Regions from separate parts of the Homo sapiens genome. Here region 2 is linked to region 1. Evidence: read pairs that join two places in POLR2A ChIA-PET (ENCODE). Cell type or tissue: IMR-90. All regions are shown on one strand. Region 1 overlaps CCDC12 (coiled-coil domain containing 12). Region 2 overlaps SETD2 (SET domain containing 2, histone lysine methyltransferase).

Evidence for each region. ChIA-PET counts read pairs that join two places held together with the same protein. Peaks named below come from ENCODE experiments on the same cell type or tissue, not always from the same donor. Only the 100,000 strongest peaks of a DNase experiment are listed, where the experiment ranks them.
Region 2: POLR2A ChIA-PET joins it to region 1 with 17 read pairs; 6 of 35 experiments call an interaction of 5 or more read pairs at or near these places.

Annotation. Positions count from the first base shown.
Region 1 is chr3:46,965,827-46,968,326 of GRCh38, forward strand. The region is part of intron 1 of CCDC12 (coiled-coil domain containing 12); the gene reads right to left. Among named protein-coding and RNA genes, the nearest start is that of CCDC12, 9.7 kb to the right of the region's middle. RefSeq lists enhancers at 272-1,202, 1,203-2,132 and a silencer at 734-905. In IMR-90, no CTCF peak of the experiment used is centred here; no DNase peak of the experiment used is centred here.
Region 2 is chr3:47,081,306-47,083,805 of GRCh38, forward strand. SETD2 (SET domain containing 2, histone lysine methyltransferase) reads right to left here. Exons shown (of 21, transcript NM_014159.7): 12 at 2,415-2,500. Among named protein-coding and RNA genes, the nearest start is that of SETD2, 82 kb to the right of the region's middle. RefSeq lists an enhancer at 2,447-2,500. In IMR-90, no CTCF peak of the experiment used is centred here; a DNase peak (open chromatin) is centred at 1,396.

The DNA of each region.
Region 1 (2,500 bases):
GAGGTAAAATAAGAGTATAGGAGAAAGAATAAATGCACACATCACACTTCCCACCTCTCAGCTCCCTTCTGCACACACCATCTCACTTAACCCTTATCCTGGGAGGGAGGAGGTACTGTGGCCATCTTCCAGCTAAAAAGGATGTGAAGAGACTTACCTATCTACACATCCCAAGGTGAGCAGGGTGGCGGAGCCAGGTGGGCAAAGCAACCTGTCCAGAGAGCAGGGAATCATGAGAGAAACGGCCAGCCTGACCCAGAAGCAGTGGTCATATTGTAGGAGCTGCAGTGCAGCCCTCAGGACCTACGTGCAGGGACAGAAAGGACAGGGGAGGGGGGAGTGTACATTTACGGCAACTTGAATCTGTGCTCCCAGGTTGAAAAAAGAAAGAAAGAAAGAAAGCGGGCTGGGCACGGTGGCTCACGCCTATAATCCCAACACTTTGGGAGGCCAAAGCAGGGAGACGACTTGAGACCAGGAGTTTGAGACCAGCCTGGACAACATGGCGAAACCCCATCTCTACTAAAAATACAAAAATTAGCCGGGCGCGGTGACACACACCTATAATCCCAGCTACTCAGGTGGCTGAGGCAGGAGAACGGCTTGAGCACGGGGCGGGGCAGAGGCTGCAGTGAGCTGAGACTGCGCCACTGCACCCCAGCCTGGGCGACAGAGTGAGACTCTGTCTCAAAAAAAAAAAGAAAGAAAGAAAGAAAGAACGAAAGAAAAGGGCTAGAGTTGCTAGAGTGGCAATATGAAGACCTGAGCACTAGCAAGAAGGCTGCCAGCATCCAAACACCAGGTGAGTTCAGACAGCAAGGCTATAAGGGCACTGCCTCAGACTGGCGCTACCCTCCTGAGAGGAGGGATGGATGTCCCGGCTGGGGTCCAGTGAGGACTTCAAGCAGTGGAAAGGAGGCTTAATTTACAGGAAGGCTTTGGCCAGCATGCTGCACCTCAACCCAGCTGGCCTGGATTCCACTGGCACCACACACTTCCCTGAAACAGCTGGACCAAGCTCACCTATCACCTTGTCTTGCCAAAACCCATCCCCAGTCTTCGCCTGGCTTCTCTCAGCCCCACTGTCCTCATGCCGCCCCACCCCACCAAGTTTCCTTGGATTCTTCTAACTCCTGCTAAATACCTGCAGAGCGAGCCTCAGGGCACAGAATGATCTCCCAGTCCTCTGTCTCTGTGGTCTAAGCTCTGTCACCAGAGGGCCTCGTCTAGCCCCAGGGCTTGATATCCTGTATCTGTTTCTAGTCCAGATGCCTGCTTATGTCTCTCTTCGCTTACCTGTCTAACAGTCATCTCTGGCTTAATGTGGCCAAAGCCAGACTCTTGCCTTCCCCTTCAAAGCCCCTCTCCCCTGTACTTTGCCATCTCAGGAACCCTGTCTGTGCGCACTGCCTCACACCTGGGCTCCTGCAGCTGCCTCCTACCTCCACACACAGTCATCCAAGGGCATGTCAGCTTTGCTCAGACCTCCAGTGGTTCCCCAACCCCCTTAGCCTGAGGTCCAGCCTTGGTGGTCTGCAAGGCCCCCTTCTAACTAGCCCAGCCTCCCAGGCCCTCTCCACCCTCATCCCCCTTCCATACCTCCCACTGTTCACTCTACTCCTACTCCTCAAACATGCCAAGCTAGTCTTGCTCAGCTTGGAATGCTCTTCCCTAGATCTTGGCATCTCACTCCTCCATCCCCGTCTCAGAACTCCCAGGTGGTGGTCTTCCCAGCCTGGGCAGCTGCACAGCCTCTCCCCAACACACACACCACATTCCCAAGTTCCTGGGACACATAAACAGGGACACCATGTTCCTTGTTTCTAAGTATTCCCACTCCTTCCATAGAAGCCCCTTGAGGCAAGGAGGAAGTCTTGTTCATAGCTGTATCCCCAGGGCCTGTCATACAGCTGGTACTCAATAAATACTTATTAGTGGCTAGCTGCAGAGTTCCTGCAGTGAGCATGGGCAGCTAAGGTTCCAAGGGAAAAAAAAGTATCCTTCTTCCAATGAGAGAATGCCAGGGACTGATCAGAGATGTCCAGAAAAATTCATCAGAATCACCTGGGGAACTTTAAGAATGCATGAATTTATAGGCTATATACCAAGACCACAATAGGTCTGAGGTAGGGCCAGAAAAAAGGACTGCAAATTGTCTCTCAAGACAACCCAACGAACAGGTAGGTCTGAGAAACTCAGATAAATCCAACACCATCATTTCATACGTGAACATATTGAGGGCCTCAGAAGGAAATGCTGGCTCACCATAGGTATGTGTTGGGAACCCCAAATCTCCCACCCAGAAGATTCTCCCTCTCACTGCCTCCACAACCTTGGAGTCTGAGAGCTTGGGCAGAAAAGCTGAGTCCTTAGGAAGAACGGGCACTCACACTCCACCTCGGCTGTGACTGCAAATCCATTTTCTTCTTAATCTAACACTTTGCACTAACACTCCATCTTCAAAAAATTAGGGCTAGGATGAGTAAAGCCAGGGTGCAGG
Region 2 (2,500 bases), 120 kb after region 1:
ACCAATGTTATGGTGGCCCCCGGTTGGCTGGGGAGACTTGAAATGGCCATAACCACATAACCACAATCTTAGACCAATGCTTTTTAGTACGATCTTGGAATTAAAGATCAGCAACTAACACAGTGTTTGACAATAGGTGCCTAATAAAGGTTGGTTGAATAAGACATTTTCTTTTCAGCCAATGTCTACTCGAACACATAGGTGGAAGTCAGACAGAAGTAGTTAACTCTTTCAATGCCGGGATCGTATGGATATACAGTAATCACATCATGTCAATGTGTTTCTCTAAAACATGTTCAAATTATGGATTCCTGATTTCAGACTTCTGGTTAAATGCTATCTATGTTTGTCTGGTTTTTTTAAGAACCACCATAATCAGAGTTTTGAAAACAGAGCCATAGTAAATGTTAATTAGAATGATGGATGAATTAAGAACCCCAGCACCAATGTATAACAAAACATCACAGTTCACAGTCAAGTAAAAACATTTCTCAGTAATACAATTCTAGATGGGTAATGATTCCAGAGCAAACTAAAGTTTGAAGAAGAGAGGAGAATTTTACTTAACGGCTCCCTTGACACTAAGAATCAGGAAAAATCCAAAGTATGAAGGATAAGAAGGATATATTTTAAGTACAAATAAAGTTTTAAACCTCAAATCAAGAGGATCATCAAGCTACATATAAAATTGCTTTGATGTTTCAGATAGGAGTGGGGAAGATAAGAAGAAGGGGAAGAAATAATTTTGTAGGACTCAAATGTGTGTCCAGAGTGTGAGTTTAAATTACCATGGTTACATCTAATTGGGTTAAGTATATCCTAGAGAGTAATTCATACCATCACAATTACAGAAACCCACTATCATACGAAGAAACAAGAATATTTACTTTTTCCAGATTTTAAGATAGCTTTACAATGATTACTTCTTAGCAGTTTTAAAAAATAACATCAACCAGAGACTTCTCCGGCAAAAGTAAACTACTGGTCTACAACCCTACTTATTCTTCCTTCCATAAAAGTACAGCTATAAAGGCCTTTTCTGTGTCCATTTGTGTACTTGTCTTCATCTCCACCTTCTTAACTGAGCTTCTTTACAGGCTCCACTAGCAGCCTCCAAACACAAGAGGGACTCCTTTTAGGGACTCCTGTGCTGTCACAAAGCAGGCCTTAAATAAAAATCCATCAAGTGACTATCCCAGCACTTCTTTCAATTAACTGCAATTCTGATTCCTGCAGTTCACATACTGACTTCATAAGTAAATTTACTACGAACTCTTCCTTTCATATTTAGAAAAAGGCCTGATTTCCTAAGACATAATAAGGCTGACTTTATACTGAATTGTAAGTGATGAAAGTAACATGAGTAAGAGCTCAAATGGGTAAACAAAAGCTGAAACCACAACATACTTAAAGAAGGGTCTCAACACAGCAAATGAGGAAGCATAGTACACAACCACCAACTACTCATTTTGCTCAGTGTTTAAGGCCAGTTTCATTGGGTCAAATCACAGGATCTAATGGAGTGAGCTTTGTCATCATAATTAGGGGCAGGGAGGATTCAGGTGTTCATCTTGCTGCAAAGAGTCAGGATTGCTGGTTTATTTGGTTGCTTCATCTCCGGCAGAAGAAAGGAGGAACAGAAAAATAGAAGCTAGTTAAGTAACCTGTTCCCACAGGGTCCTCAAGACGTGGATCCCAAGTCCAGATCACTTACAAATGAAATGTACCACACCTCTCCTAGGTTTATCCTGTTATTCATTCTTGTGTTTATCCAAGACTCAGTCTGGGTTTTCTGCAAAGCAAACCCTGCACATCTTGCTACATTCTTCAACAAGAGATTATGTATGTAATAGGCATAAGAGTTCCAGATCTATTTTTCCTCTTTTGTCCAAAGAAATAGGCATTTAAAAGCAGGCCCATTTCAGAAACAATAATAGAAGTGAATACGAACTAGTTCCATAAAGTTGTTTTTCTAAAATAAAAATTTACATTCAATCATTTTTAGTAAGCTGCTAAATTATCTTAGTTTTCCAATTATTTTTAATTTTCCATTAATACAACTGATTTCCAATAAATTTAAACACTAATTTTTTCTCATTACAAATAGAATCCTAAGTTTGCTCCTCAAAGGATTTTTGTTTTTAATGTGAAGAGCACTTAAATGACTGAACTCACTATTGTGATGTACTTTTCTAAGTGACAGAAAAGAAGACATTTGTATATTAGTTTGGCTAATATGACTCTTGCCACGGTTTAGAGGATGTTTGAGACACTTATAAATAAAACAGTAAGAGAGACAGTATTCCATTTTTCAGAAATATGCATGGCTAAAAAAAGTAGTTAATTTTGCTTAGGTTTGTAGAACTCTAAACCTGAGTAATTCAAGTTGAAATGAACAAAAGATGCTTCCTTACCTTTAGGTCTTTCCAACTGTCCAGGAGTTTGGTGGCCAAATCACTTATATCCACTGTTTTATCTGGCTGTTCTTGGCTCCTTTCAC